Regions from separate parts of the Homo sapiens genome. Here region 1 is linked to region 2. The links are chromatin loops, found by intact Hi-C in ENCODE. Cell type or tissue: endothelial cell of umbilical vein. All regions are shown on one strand. Region 1 overlaps CCDC38 (coiled-coil domain containing 38). Region 2 overlaps ELK3 (ETS transcription factor ELK3).

Region 1 (8,000 bases), 300 kb before region 2:
CATATTCACCATTTCAGCTTACTTTGACATGGTACTCTCTGGCTGAGTTGATAGAATTTTATTCTTCAACTCTAAGTAGACTCGTTATAGTGAGTTTCCCATTTTGGCTATTCTAGCTATCAGGCAGATCTTTGAACCAAGAGGCCATGAATTAATAAAGCCCTCCCAAAGCATTAACATTCCTAGACCTGAGGGCACCTCCACCACTCTCTGGGGATGTAAAGACCAGCTTGAGAGATCTGAGGACATAGAATACTGCAACAGAGAGTCCTGCAACTATCCCAGGTGTTGTGCTTTGAGAGCAAAACCAGAGTCAGGCTGCTCGCTGTGCGAAGATGGAAATGGCACTTCTCTCATGTAGGCAGACTGATCTGTCTCTGACACTTAGTTGTGCATGTGATTTCTTTGATGGGCACCGAGCAGTTTGCCACTTACTGCATACACAAAAAATTAAAGTCACCTAACCTCCCAGCGTGTGGTTGCTTGCTCATTTTGCTTTCATGTAGGTTTGTTTTCAATCAGGATTCAGGCAGGGGATGCAAGTTTGAGGAGTAAGGTTTTCACTCAAATCAGCTCCTGATTGGAAATACAGTCTGAGGGTGACTTCTATATTTTAAGTTAAAATGTCCAAATTGCTTATCTGTGCAATTGGCAGAAACTGACAATCTGGTTTCCATTGCTGACAGAGCCCAAATTGCCTTGGATAATGCCAAACAATTTTACTGTTTCCTTTTGAAGAGTTGACCCTATGCCATTTACTTTGTTTTTCCTTTGTACCCAAAATTCATCCAAGACACCTACTTTTAAGAGACCGGTAACTTCTCTGTTAAATAGCAATGCTGTTGAATGGGGTCATCTGCAAAGCCATACTTCTGAGTTATTTAAGAACTGCTGGAGTGTCCTGGGTATTTTAAACCAGCCACTTGGTGTAGAACTCTTTCTAAAACATATCACATGTAATTGTAAATGCTCTTGATGACCTAAGGTTTACCACTCTACGGAGGCGAACTATGAGGCATGTGATTGAACGTAGATATGCCCTAGAACTTGTGGTACAGTCCCTGGCATCACCTTGCTGCCTATCATTTGCTGCTTTTACATACAATTATATATGCACTTGGAAGCTCTTCTGAATAAGTTAACATGGCTTCCTTTTCCTACATTAATTATTGACTCCAAAGCCCTTCCCTAAGTGGTTTGCTTGTTCTCTGAAAAATTTTTTTACAGTTTGAGAAAGTGCATGGGCTTTGGGATCCAGAGAAAATTTTTTTAAGTTGCCTGCCTGCCTTCCTTCCTTCCTTCCTTCCTTCCTTCCTTCCTTCCTTTTTTCCCTTCTTATTTTAAACTTTTTAATTTAACAATTTGGAAAACATTCATTTTGGGGGAAGATTTTAGACTCCATCATCCTAGCATTAATCACTTTATTTTCATTAACTTCAAAGTACTTTCTATCTCATCTATAGGCACTACTTGGTTTGACAAGTAGGATACCCCCTACTTGTCATTTTTGATAATCAGATTGCCTTCTTTTGTTGAGTAGTAATGATCATCTTATAGTATTTTAATATGTTGCCTCCAAAGGTCACTAAAACCAGATTAGGTATTTGCAACATTAGGTAAGCTCATTTAATTTTATTAGCTTCCTCATTCTGGATGCATGAGTTCTTTGGCTTGGATATCAAGGCTTTTTTATCTTTAGAAACTTCTAAGTTTGACATCTAGAACTGAGTATGAATGGCCAGAGCTATTACCTTTACATTTTATCCGCTTTTGCAAACTTTAATACTACATTCTTTTGGCAGTAACTGTCCTCCTGGGAGGACGGTTATGAAAATGAGTAACAGTCATCTTGGAAAAGTATGTTTTCTTATTTAACATAGAATTTCTCCTAACTCTCAATCCCCATGTACTAAGACTCCCTACCATTATAAGAGAGCATACTGTCTGTTTTAATCACCCTCCAACAAAGCTCCCAAACCTGACATTAATAGTAAATATTCAAAATGATGTTCTTAAAGAGTAATTTAGACTCACCTTCTATTAATCTAGGAATCGGAGCAGGACCTGGCCCAAACTTTTCAAATGACCTACCACTCCTTTTAGGGTAGAAAGCTAGTTGGCTCAGGTATGAATGACTCTTCATTCTGGATGAAAAAGTAGTTTTCTGGTAGACTTTCATGTTACGGTTCATAAATTTTTCCTGCCCAAGTGGAAAAGTTGAAAAGAATTTTTAATATACCAAAGTATGTTATCTTAAAATTAGTGATTATATATAAAAATAACATTTGCAACAAAAATCTTAACATTAAAAAAACAACCCCAGGTTCTTCTCTTTGAAGGAATGTGTGTTGTTTTAGTTTCCTTCTCATATGAAGCTGAGATCATTTAACTTTTATTAAATATGTACATCACAAATACAAGACTGGAAAATGTCCTCTCAGCTTCATTTTCACAATTTAGTCTTGCTCAAAATGCAGTTAAAATTTGGAAATTCCGGGCTGGGTGCGGTAGCTCATGTCTGTAATCCTGGTGCTTTGGGAGTCCAAGGCGGGCAGATCACCTGAGGTCAGGAGTTCAAGACCAGCCTGATCAAGATGGAGAAACCCCTCTCTACTAAAAATACAAAAATTAGCCGGGCGTGGTGACGGGTGCCTGTAGTCACAGCTACTCAGGAGGCTGAGGCACAAGAATCACTTGAACCTGGTGGTAAAGGTGGCAGTGAGCCGAGATCACACCACCGCACTCCAGCCTGGGTGACAGAGCAAGACTGTCAAAAAAAAAAAAAAAAAGGAAATTCTAAGTGTTGGTTCTGTGGAATTAAAACTTGAGAGGAAAGGGATCTCCCCAGTAGATATTTAAAAATTAGGCTTGTGATTTCATTCATCTTCTCTCAATTTAATTTTAAGTATGTTCCACAAAACCATACAACACTTGCTGAGGAACCATCGCATACAGATGAATCTGTTGTTGAGCATTTCTAGATAATTTCCTTATCTTAATTAGGGTAGACAAAGTCCTGTAATCAACTTTTACCTCTGGAAAGAAAGAAAGTAAATCTACTGAAATGTGAACCAGGCGATGTAGGTGTGATGACCACAGCAGTGGTGAGATTAACTCTGCAAGGCACAGTGGGAAAATCAGCCTTATCATTGATCTAGCTTCATACCACAAAATTTGAAAACAACACCCCCTCCTCTACTTTCATCCCTTCTTCCTTCCCCAGCACACACATATGCATTGTCTTATCCATATCTGATTCTTGAAGACCCACCTCCTTTTATCTCCTCACCACTAACAGCCTTTTTTCCATCTTCTCATCAACAAAGATGAACACCCCTTTCTCTATATTTCTTTGGCACGCCTCTGTTACTGTATTTCCTCCACTCTGAGATGCCACTTATTGTAAGATGTGCTATTATTTTATGCAGGGCCAGTGATGTATGACATCCCATCTATGTAAGCTAGGTACCAATTTCAGAAATGTAAAAAATGTGGAGATGTGTGTGTTGGAATCAATGAAGGACAGTGTACCATACGTGTCCTACTGGACTGCAGTGGTATATCTCTCTTCCTCCGTTAGGTGGCGATCTTTGTGCTGCCTACTGTCAGCTGGATGTTTTTCTGTCGTTTGTGTTCACACTGTCTCCCCATCATGGTGTGGGGCACACACCATCTGCGTCTAGTTGACTCCATGTCTCAGCCCAGCAAAGTTCATAAGAGCAATAGGTAAGTGGATATGATTCTAACATTAATTGGGGTTGTGATTTTAATTAAACTTTACCGTTTCCTTTGCTGCCATTTCATTTTCTTTGACAAGAAAGAGATCTCTGAAAAAGATCTTATAAGGCCTGTCCTCTTTGGTTGAGCCATCTTTTACTTTACCTGTTAAAAAAGAAAGAATGAATGAATGAATTCTGTCATCCTTCCTCTGCTGACCAGAATAGTAAGTCTCCCACCAGCTAGGGTGGAATGAATGGGATGCAGGGATCTCTGAGAAGGTAGTGTTAAAAGAAAAACTTTGGCCGAATTAAATTTAAAGGAGTTTAATTGAGTAATGAATGATTTGTGGATCGGGCAGCCCCCAGAATCACAGCAGAGTCAGAGACTCCAGGGATATCTCATGGTTAGAACAAATTTATAGACAAAAAAGGGAAGTGAAGTACAGAAATCTCAGGTGAGGTACAGAAACAGCTGGATTGGTTACAGCTCGGCATTTGCCTTATTTGAACACAGTTTGAGCACTCAGCAGTGTATGAGTGGTTGAGGTACGGCTGCTGGGATTAGGCCAAGATTCAGCTATTGTTACAGGGCATACTTCTACGTTAGGGTTTTAATTTTGTCTACCTATTAAGTTAGGTTGCAGTTCGTTCACAAGGACTCAAATATAGAAGTATGGAGTATGGAGTCCTTCTCAGGCCATGTTTAGTTTGCTTTAACAGTAGAATGCAGATAGCCTTGCCTCCACATCTCCTGGGTAGAAGTCACAGCTCCTCTGTCTGTTTCCCACAGCACCGACATAGCTCTTACTGCTTCATGAGGAATGAGTTGATAAAATAAGGAGGTCTTTACCAAAATAGTAGGATAAAATTTTGAGATATTAATATGTTTCTTCTCACCATTATACATATACCACCATTACCCTTACACCACCATTTCAACAGCAACAGATACAGCCACTACCCTTAGGGAGAGCCTCTGCCCAGATTAGAGAGTCTTAAAAAAGAAAGTCAAAGATAATAAAAAGTGCTGGAGAGCATGTGGAGAAATTGGACCCAAATTCACTCCTAGAAGGAATGTTTAAGTGGGGCAGTCACTTTGGAAAACAATCTGGCAGTTCCTTAAAAAGTTGAACACAGAATTGCCACATGACCTAGAAATTCTACTGCTAGGATATACCAAAGAGAAATGAAAGCATAGGGGCTCACAAAAAACGTGTACATGAATATTTAGAGCAGTATTATTTTTAATAGCCAAAAAATAGAGACAACCTAGATATCTGATATGGATTGGCTGTGTCCTCATCCAAATCTCATCTTGAATTGTAGCTCCTATAATTCCCATGTGTCATGGGAGGGACTCAATGGAAAGTAATTGAATCGTGTTGAGGGGTTCTTTCTTGTGCTGTTCTCGTGATAGTGAATAAGTCTCATGAGATCTGATGGTTTTATAAAGGGGAGTTCCCCTGCACACACTCTCTTGCCTGCCACCATATAAGACGTGACTTTCCTCCTCTTTCACTTTCCACCATAATTATGAGGCCTCCCCAACCATATGGAACTGTGAATCCATTAAATCTCTTTCATTTATAAATTAGCCAGCCTGGGTATGTCTTTATTAGCAGCATGAGAACAGATTAATACAATATCCATCAACTGATTAACGATAAACAAAATGCAGTATATCCATACAAGGAACTCTTATTTGCCCAGAGAAAGGAATGAAGTACAATATATGCTACAACATGGATGAACATTGGAAACATGTTAAGTAAAAGAAGCCAGTAACAAAGGACCACACATTATATGATTCCATTTATATAAAATATCCAGAATAGGCATATTCATGGAGATAGAAAGTAGGTGAGTAGTTGCTTGGGGCTGGAGGGTGGATGGGGCCTAGGGGTTGATGGCTGAGGGGTGCAGGTTTCTTTTTGAATTAGTGAAAATGTTCTAAAATTGGCTGTAGTGATGGTTGCACATAATTGTTCTACACTAAATAAAAAATGAAGGCTGGCCATTAAAAAAGCAAAAGAGGGCCGGGCGCAGTGGTCACACGTATAATCCCAGCACTTTCGGAGGCCGAGGTGGGTGGATAACCTGAGGTCGGGAGTTCGAGACCAGCGTGACCAACGTGGAGAAACCCCATCTCTACGAAGAATACAAAATTAGCCGGGTGTGGTGGTTCACGCCTGTAATCCCAGCTCCTTGGGAGGCTAAGTCAGGAGAATCACTTGAACATGGGAGGCAGAAGTTGCGGTGAGCCGAGATCATGCCATTGCACTCCAGCCTGGGCAACAAGAGTGAAACTCCATCTCAAAAAAAAAAAAGAAAAAGAAAAAGAAAAAGAAAAGTCAGTTGAATTTCTGCATGGACTTCCTGTTTTTCTTTATAACATTTGATATGACAAAAAAACTTTCTCTCTCTTTATTTCTTTATTTCTTACTTTCTAACTCTTGGGATGTGGCAGGATGGAAATCTTGGCTTTCAAAACCAATAGTCAAGGTCAAGTGTAATTGTCTATTTTCACACTGCTATAAAGAACTTCTCTGAGACTCGGTAGTTTACAAAGGAAAGAGGTTTAATTGACTCACAGTTCTGCATAGCTGGGAAGACCTCGGGAAACTTACAATCATGGTAGAAGGCTAAGGGGAAGCAAGCACCTTCTTCACAAGGTGGCAGGAGAGAGAAGCATGAAGGAGGAACTTCCAAACATGTATAAAACCATCAGATCTTGTGAGATCTCACTCACTATCACAAGAGCATGGGGGAAAACGCCCCCATGATCCAATCACCTCTCTCCCTCAACACATGGGGATTACGGGTCCCTCCTTTGACATGTGGGGTTTATAATTTGAGATGAGATTTGGGTAGGGACACAGAGCCAAACCATATAACCAAGAATACTGGGAGCCTGGAGTTGACACCTTAAATCAGAGATAGGAAGATAGGAAGAGGATTCCTGAAGACACATTCCCCAACTCTTACCCCACATCCCATGTCCACCTCAACCTTACAAAAAGACTCCACATCCTCCCAGCAAGCAGAGGGCCTGTGAAGAAACTCAATGATTCTTGCCCCAAATCACTAGAATCATTTTGGCTCCACCCACCTCCAGATATTCTGACTTAATTTGTCAAGGAAACATCAGCACTGGAATATTTTGAGAGTCCCCCAGGTGGCTGTAATGTACATCCAGGACTAAGAGCTAGTGGACCAAAGTTTAAGGAATTAATGGACTGGAGCTTAAAGTCTACCTGAGAAGCAGCCATTTGCCCAAAGATTCAGTGTAGAAAGTGGGAGTGGCTGGGATTATAGAAACTCCAAACACATTTTTCTGTAAGTCATGAGTTAGAGAGAAAGAAAATTGCAGAGTGGAAGTCTTGGGTTCAACACAGAGTACTCTGATCATCTCCTATTCACCCTGATGGTGATGGAGTGAATCCCCCATCCTAAATACTACGAGATAGCTGAACACATGATACCCAACACTGGACATATGAGACTGAAAGCAGTTTATAAGTCATATATACTCATAGCCTGGGGGAGGAGAATGCTGCCTGCAATGCAGTGCCACATGGGAATTGCACTCAGGAGCACAGTGAATCACCAGTGGTGGGAGGCAACTTTGTAGTAACAAAAGGCTGAGGTGTCCCCTGGTCCCCACAGGAGGATGTGATTGACTTGTTTGAATAATTTCATGGCTGACAGTGCAGTGAAACCCATTAGGTTGAAGACCAGGTGGAATGCAGCTGGTCCAATTGATAGAGGAACTAGCCAGGCCGGGAGAGTTTCCTGCTAGGTGGACGTCATATTTGGCAAGAGCAAGAGGATTTATGGTTAGGCTTTTGGGGCCCTGTGAGGCTGAAATATGTCAAGGCAGCACATACAATTTTAGGCCTTAAAAACATGAAGTAGAAACAGCTGAGGGTGGGTCCAGGCAGCTAGACTCTGGGACAGCAGAAGTGTAGACGAGCAAAGCCAACAGGCTGAAGACCAGGAGGTAGCCACAGAGATTGAGGACTCAAAAGGACCTGGGGCCAGGTGCCTGTGATGGTTAATTGTGTGCGTCAACTTGACTGGGCCATGGGTTCCCAGATTAAATGTTATTTCTGGTTGTGTCTGTGAGGGTATTTCCAGGTGAGATTAGCATTTGAATTGGTGGGCTCAGTAAAGTAGACTGCCCTCATCCATGTGGGTGAGTCTCGTCCAATCTCTTGAGGGTCTGAGTAGAAAAGGCTGAGGAATTAGGAAGTAACCCCTTCTTTTCTGCCTCACTGCTTG
Region 2 (8,000 bases):
TAGGAATGTATTTCCCACGCATTACAATGAGACGTTTCCCTTAGCAGCAGTGAAGTGTGCATATGAGAAAAGAAGCCTCTACTGGGGGCATATGCGCGTTGATTAAGAACCTGGACTTTGGAGCCAGATGCCCCTGGATATGAGGCTCTGTTGGCCCATTTTACCCATGTGGCCATGAGTGTCTTATTTCACCTTTCGAAGTCATAGTTCCTCGTGGGCACAGCCAACTGAGAGTATTAAATTTAGACAGCATGTATAAAGCACTCAGCACAATTCCTGGTACATAGTAAGTGGTCATCAAATTTAATTGCACTAAAAAGAAAAGCTCCTATTTAATAAAGTAATGGATTTCTTTAGGTATGGGCGCTGTTCTTCAGAATTCCATGGGATCTCAGCATTGCTGGTGGTGGAGGATATATTAATAGCTAACGTTTTCTTAGAACAGTGCTCTTAATTTGAAATTTATAAGTTATTTTTAGAGTTTTATAAATCCTGGTGAAATTATGTGTATTTTGTATAGCTGTATATTTTTCCTAGAGAATTTTAGATTGTCAGAAAGGTCCATGGACCAAATATGTGAAGAGGAAACTGCCCTGGGGATGTCATTGTGTGTTTGTGTGTGTGTGTGTGTGTGTGTGTGTGTGTGTGTGTGTATCAGTTTTATGTATGTGAATATATTTTAGGTTGAATATATGAGATTGCTGGTATTTAACTAGTTTTGATCTCTAAAAAGAATAATTTCTTACAGTTCAACTTAATAGTTGTGATATTATGAAACAATTTGAAATATATCACAATGTGATATTTATAATGAAATATGATTGTAGCTTATTTTTGTACGTTATTTATCAAAGCCTAGCAAGTTAAAATTCATCAGGCAGCCTTGGACCACTAGTAACCATATTTACCTAAAATAACTTGTGCTTTTCCATTGACCTTAATCACAGGAAATACAAAATAAAAACTTTTCTGTGTCCAGTATTATGAAACAGTCTTTAATTTTCATTGTGGATTTATTAATAGCTTTATTACATCTAATGAATCATTTTTCTGATCCAAATGACTACTGTTTAGGAGAATCTGCTTAGTATTTTTTCCCTGTTGAATTCACAATGTTAATTACTTTGGGGAGGAACAAAAATTCTGAGTTTTCTTGGGCGATAAGAACCTCAGTGTTGTTTCAGAAGGCAGAGTTGGGCTGCAGTACTGAAGGTTAAAACAGAGCTAAAACACAAGACAAAATGAAACCAGAGCTGCAGTGACAAAGTGGGACAGATGTAGGAGGCCAGGTTTCCTGTGGCCCATTTTCCAGTTTCCTGCCTGCAACCTGCAGAAGAAGAGGAAGCTGAATGTTACCAAGTATGAGAACTGCGGGACGTGCTTCAAGCTAGAATTAAGAGAATGCAAACAACACAGGCAACAAAAACAATTGCAAAGAAAGTGAATGTTCAGGTTTTAGTCCAAAAATGTCTGGGAAGGAACAGCCCATCTGTTTAAAGAAAAAGCATTGTCAGCAGAGCTTGTCCTTCCATGTGAGACTCTGAGGGGGCCTAGGGACTGCCTCAGGTTGTAGGAACCTCTGTTTTTTATAGCCCCACTCATCTTTCAAGACATGGTCTGCTGTTTTAATACAGAAGGTTACCTGAAAAGATTTTCCCTGCAATTCCCAGGACTTCTAAATCTGTTTCCTGGGGATGTTGTTATAGGGGGGAGGTGGATGTGGTTAACCAAGCAGCTCTAATGAACGGCAGCCTCAATTTGGGAAGGCCGGGTGACCAGTTGGCTGCTTTGATCTAGGAGGCTTATATTCCTTTAACCACCCAATAAAATTTTTGTCTGATGTTTTCAAAGAAGAGATTAAATGAAGATGTGTGTGTGTTGAAGACTGCATAGTGCACACTCTGTGTGGCTACCGGTGAGCCACGTGGCGGGATACAGGACTCAAAGAAGATCACACTGGAGAAGGGAGTGAGTTCATCTTTCTCGCGGGGGAGGGGGAAGCAAAATAAAATTATTTTTTCTAGGCTCTTTAGCTCATTTTGGAAGAGTCTGTGAAGTCAGATCTTACAATACCCATCTTAGAGAAATCGAGAGCCAAAGAAATTGTGATTCATTACACACCTTTTAATTGAGTACCTATTGTTTGTCAGGGGCTGTGTTGGAAGTGCTGGGTAATGCAAGTGAAATGATGGCTAAAAATAAATAGCTGTTTATGTGTTGTGGAAGGCTTCATATAAGGCATATACGAAGGGGGCATAGAAACCTTGTTGAAGGTTTAAAACATATATAAGCCTTTGGCGCAGTGCCATGCTTTTTCCACACACCATCTCATTTAAATTGCCTTGCTGCTTTGTGCTACAGAGAAATAGGGTGTGCTTCTGGGACAATCAGTTATTTCTTTACCCTGCAGATTGACCACCTCTTCTTCTCTAAGCCCAGAAAGAACAAACTCTATCCCAGGAATCTTAAAAAGTTTTGGACTGTTAGGGATCAAGAGGTACCCACACGAGGCAGCCTTGGATGGAAATAGGCCCTTTTCTGTCTTACTGTGGGCCCGCTCTGAAAATGTAGGATAACATAGGGCTGGGTTGTATGGTGGTTATTAGGGTGGGGTGCGGTGAATTCTGTGGGAAAAAGTCGAATGGTTGTAAGACATTTTCTCAGCCAGTGTTAACGAAGCCATCATTTACTACTCACCCATATAAAAGTCACTGACAAACCAATTGAGTTACTTCTAATTTAGCCAGAGACAGCATAGTTCCAGAAGGAAAGAGGGGTGTTCCTACACACAGTAAATTGCATATGTTGTTATTTCAGTGGTTGTCAGTGATTTCCTCTGAAAAATCTCTCTTTTTTTTTGTTTTGTTTTTGAGACAGGTTCATGCTCTGTTGCCCAGGCTGGGGTGCAGTGATGTGATCACAGCTCACTGCAGCCTCAAACTCCTGGGCTTAAGTGATCCTCCTGCCTCAGCTCCCCAAGTAGCTGGGACTACAGGTATGTGTCACCACATCCAGCTAACTTTTGTGTTTTTTGTGGGGATGGGGGTCTCGTGTTGCCCAGGCTGGTCTTGAACTCCTAGGCACAAACTGTCCTCCCTCCTCGGTCTCCCAAAGTGCTGGGATTACAGACATGTAATCCGTTCATTAAAAACCCAGTAATCCTTGCATTGTGCTAGATATTACATTGTGCTAGATATAACATGTACAGGCATGTAATCCCAGCAACCTTTCTCTTTCCCAAGATGGAAGAGTTATTTAAAAAACATTGCAGACTGGGCCAGACACGGTGGCTCACGCTTATAATCCCAGCACTTTGGGAGGCCGAGGTGGGTGGATCACCTGAGGTCAGGAGTTTGAGACCACCCTGGCGAACATGCTGAAACCCTGTCTCTACTAAAAATACAAAAATGAGCCGGAGGCAGTGGTGTGCGCCTGTAGTCCCAGCTACTCGGGAGGCTGAGGCACGAGAATCACTTGAACCTGGGAGGCGGAGCTTGCAGTGAACCGAGATCACACCACTGTGCTCCAGCCTGGGCGACAGAGCAAGACTCTGTCTCAAAAAACAAAACAAAACAAACAAACAAAAAAAAAAACAGCAAAAACCATTGCAGACTGTAAAGAGTAAGTAAATAGGTGAGCAATACCTACTTTTGTTTACCTTTTTTAAAATGAACAATTTGTAGATATTCACAGAATGCAAATACTTGTTAATAAATGAAAAGCTTGGGAGACATGAAGTTGGCCTCATGCCTTTTTTATACACAGTGATAATGATCAAAATAATTTAAATGTCCTTTGAAAATAAATTTAATAGTCTTCCAACTCACAGAAATAATAAAAAACTTCAGAACTTGTATAAGTTTTTTTTTCAAATATTATCCTTATTTACTTAATACCTTACACTTACTCTGTGCTGAGTTATTGCAGATCCCTAATAATATAAAATGTTGTCTTCCAGTTCTTTGACTGAGGTACAGGGTTCATTTTCTATAATGAAATGGCTACTACCCTTTGTCTTAGACAATGATAGTATCATGACATGGAAATGCATAGCAGATACTGGCAGAGGAGTTGAACTCAGCAGAATTTTCAGTAAGAAGTGTTCAAATCCATCTTCATTTCTCTAACCATGCAAAATTTAACAAACGAAAAAAGACATGGGTACCTCATGAGCACCTATTTTGTTTATTCCTTACCCAGAAGTTTTTCTCCTTTTCTTGGGCTCTCATTGCCTTTTTTTTTTTTTTAAGTTGCCTCGTTTCTTATTTCCCACCACATAGAAGCTTAAGAAAATCAAAGCTAATTCTGCCCCCTCAACTCCCACCTCAGTAAAAATGAAACAAGGAACATGCAAAGGGAAGTGCTAGGTTGCCATCAGTAGAAAGAAGAACAAATAAGTGGGCATTTCGACTTCTAAGAATGGAGGCAAAAACCTCATACTTTGCATAAGGGGTCTGTGCGGCCCTTGCTCACATTAAGACGTCGGGCGCCACCTTGTGGCCGACAGGAAGGAGGTCAGCTTCCAAGAAGAGGCCAGTAGCTTTTCGGTGACAGAGGCAGGAGGCAGCTGGGACACCTGAAGCTGGGATCGTGTCATGTGACCTGACAGCTCTCACGTAGGCGGAGGCGGGCACAGCGTAATGAGAATGATCAATATTTCTGTCAATAGCATCTTTCTTTTTGAGGCTCCGTCGGATTAAAGAATGAATCAAAGTTAAATAAAAACATGGGAAAGACTAAAGAGGGACATAAAACCTTTTTTTTTTTTTTTTTTTTTAAAGAGAGATGGTCTCGCTCTGTCACCCAGGCTGGAGTGCAGTGGTGCAATCACAGCTCACTGCAGCCTCTACTTCCCAGGCTTAGGCGATCCTCTCACCCCAGCCTCTTGAGTAGCTGGGTGGACAGGCGCGGACCACCAGACACAGCTAATTTTTGTATTTTTTGTAGAGATGGGGTCTTACTCTTGCCCAGGCTGGTCTCGAATTCCTGGGCTCAAGCGATCCACCCACCTCGGCCTCCCAAAGTGCCAGGATTACAGGCGTGAGCTATCACGCCTAGCCTCAAAACTGTTTTCATAACTGCATTCTTTAAGTGCAAAAAGCTGAAAACAGAATAAGGGCAGAAAATAATCACTCAGAGTCTGCAAAAATGTCCCTCCCCTCTGTGCCAGAGGTCAAGCGTTTTACTCTCGGCCTCTCTACTCTGTGTCTTTTGCCCTGACCAGCCCGTGAATGCCCTCCTGTAGGGCCCCATCTGCAGCGGCTATGAGCGGTGTTGTCATCATTGTCCCTTGGCTTGTCATTTAGAACATCTTTCTTTCTTCGCTATCTGACCCAACAGCTCTCATGTACTTGACTCTCCTTCCTGCTCCAGAGAAACCACATAGATGGGAGCCGAATGTACCCCAGGGAAGGAGAGAGCCCCAGGGACCCTCTTTGCTGAGGTCACACAGCTTGGAGGCCTCAGGGTCAGCATTTAAACCAGTGTTTGTTAAGCTGGAGTCGGAGAATCAGTGCCCTAGCATCTGAGTTTTCTGCAAGCATTTACGATTTTTTGTGCTTTCATATTTGATGATAGACTACAAAACAGAAGCATACTCCAAGTCACCTTATAAACCACAGTCGCCATGTGGCTGAAGAGTCTCCCTGGATTTCAGTGCCTGTGTGGGGCTCATTGCCTAATGGACAAAGAGCCCAGGTGGGTGCTGTAGCTACACAATGCCTTCTAGCCTGGTGAAGGCCATGTGACTCCACAGCAAGCTCTGTGAGGAGGATTCCCTGTAGCTTAAAAGGTAATTGTAGTTAACATTTAAATAGCACTTACTTTGCCCCAGGTGTAGTTTAAGTGCATTATTAGTAACTTCTGTAACTCTTACAACAACCCTGTATGATATGATACTTTTATCATATCAGTCCCATTTTACCTATGAGGATACTGAGGCACAGAAAGGTTAAGTAACTTCCCCAAAGTCCCACAACCAGACAGGACGAGTCTTTGCTGTTGAACCCAGAGAGTCAGGTGCCAGAATCTGCGCTTACCTTCCAAATAGACAAAAGTGCTTCACTAGCACCTGCTTTGAGTTATAGAAAATAGCTAAACAGCTGGATGCGATGGCTCATGCCTGTAATCCCAGCACTTTGAGAGGCTGAGGCAGGAGAGTTGCTTCAGGCCAGGAGTTGGAGACTCCTGAGCAACATACAGAGATGGTCTCCACAAAAAATTAAGAAATGAGCAGGGCGTGGTGGCACATACCTGTAGCCCAAGCTACTTGGGAGCTAGAGATGGGAGGATTGTTTGACCCCAGGAGGCTGAGGCTGCAGTGAGCCAAGATCGTGCCACTGCACTCCAGCCTGGCTGACAGAGTGAGACCTAGTCGAAAAGAAAAGAATTATGCTTCAGTGAAAAACTGCATTCTTGACTCTAGAGAAGACTCCCTCCGGATGATGTGATTCTGATTTTTTGGAAGGTATTTTACAACGTTGTTGACTATAGGTAACTGATCATGAAATAATTCTCGTCTATAGACAGCCAAATTCTGTCTTACAGAGTGCCATTGACTCCCACCCCTAGTTTTGCCTCCATTTAAGCATTTATTTCAATGTTCTTCTTCTATAAATGCCTCTATTATTCAGATGCTTTTTTGAACTCATTATAACGTCTGCCTGGTTCCCTACTGAATTATGAGTGAAATAAAATCTCGAACGTGTTCATTTTGATATCTGTATGAGAGCCATGATTTAACCCTCTTTTGAAAATTATTTTTTAACAAACCAATTCCTCAGCTGGGCACAGTGGCTCACACCTGTAATCCCAGCACTTTGGGAGGCCGAGGCGGGCAGATCACCTGAGGTCAGGAGATCGAGACCATCTTGGCCAACATGGTGAAACCCTGTCTCCACTAAAAATACAAAAAAATTAGCTGGGCGTGGTGGTGCGCACCTGTGGTCCCAGCTACTTGGAAGGCTGAGGCAGGAGAATCGCTTGAACCCGGGAGGCAGAGGTTGCAGTGAGCCGAGATCGCACCACTGCACTCCAGCCTGAGGGACAAAGAGAGACGCCGTCTCAAAAAAAAAAAAAAAAAAAATCATTTGTCAACACTGAGAACGAAAATCACTTTTCCTCCTCCTCCTTTAAAGGAGGTATGCATATGATTCACGTTTGACAAGCTGCTCTAAATCATCTAACTTCACTCTACCATGGCAGATCACAGCTCTGCATTACAAAGGGAAAGGAGTTGGGGCAAGTAACAGGTGGTTTTGCCCTCTGGAGTAGGAGTGGGTGGACCTCAGCCCCCTGTGACCATGGTCCTGGTCAGTGCTGGTAGAAATGGTGAGAGACCAGCCAGAGACGGGAAGGCCCTGCAGGCTGCAAGGTTGAGGTGAGGTCAGAGGAATCCAGAAAGTATCAGATGTGAAGGGGGCACCTCTTCCTGTAAGAGCAGCAATGCCTTTAAAAGCAGACTGATGGGCCTCAGTATGAAAGCACAGAGTTCGATTCTGCAAAAAGAATGGCATTAAAATACCTGATAAAATTTTGTACATTCAAAATAAGGTCTGATAAGGACGGGAATAATAGACTGGGGACTCCAAAAGTGGGGAGAGAGGGAGGGAGTGAGGGCTGCCAGATTACCTGTTGGGTGCAGTGTTCGCTATTTGGGTGGTGGGTATGCTAGAAGCCCAATCCCCGCCATTATGCAGTATACCCATGTAACAAACATGCATGTATACCCCCTGAATCTTAAAAAAGTGGGGGTCTAGGCAGGGGAAAGATAAGCATTTTTTTTTTTTTTTTTTGAGACAGAGTCTCGCTCTGTCACCTAGGCTGGAGTGTAGTGGCGCGATCTTGCCTCACTGCAAGCTCCACCTCCTGGGTTCACGCCATTCTCCTGCCTTAGCCTCCCGAGTAGCTGGGACCACAGGCGCCCGCCACCACGCCTGGCTAATTTTTTGTATTTTTAGTAGAGACAGGGTTTCACTGTGTTAGCCGGGATGGTCTCGATC

The links. Peaks named below come from ENCODE experiments on the same cell type or tissue, not always from the same donor. Only the 100,000 strongest peaks of a DNase experiment are listed, where the experiment ranks them.
Region 1: a loop joins it to region 2, with 8 times the contacts of the local background. A loop is called at or near these places in 10 of 110 quality-filtered maps.

Annotation. Positions count from the first base shown.
Region 1 is chr12:95,915,095-95,923,094 of GRCh38, forward strand. It overlaps CCDC38 (coiled-coil domain containing 38), which reads right to left. Exons shown (of 16, transcript NM_182496.3): 3 at 3,782-3,882; 4 at 2,035-2,200. Among named protein-coding and RNA genes, the nearest start is that of CCDC38, 24 kb to the right of the region's middle. In endothelial cell of umbilical vein, a CTCF peak has its summit at 3,578; a DNase peak (open chromatin) is centred at 3,587; H3K27me3 peaks cover 1,638 bases.
Region 2 is chr12:96,210,874-96,218,873 of GRCh38, forward strand. The region is part of intron 1 of ELK3 (ETS transcription factor ELK3); the gene reads left to right. Among named protein-coding and RNA genes, the nearest start is that of ELK3, 20 kb to the left of the region's middle. In endothelial cell of umbilical vein, a CTCF peak has its summit at 4,495 (motif pointing left); DNase peaks (open chromatin) are centred at 1,258 and 4,458; H3K27ac peaks cover 5,801 bases.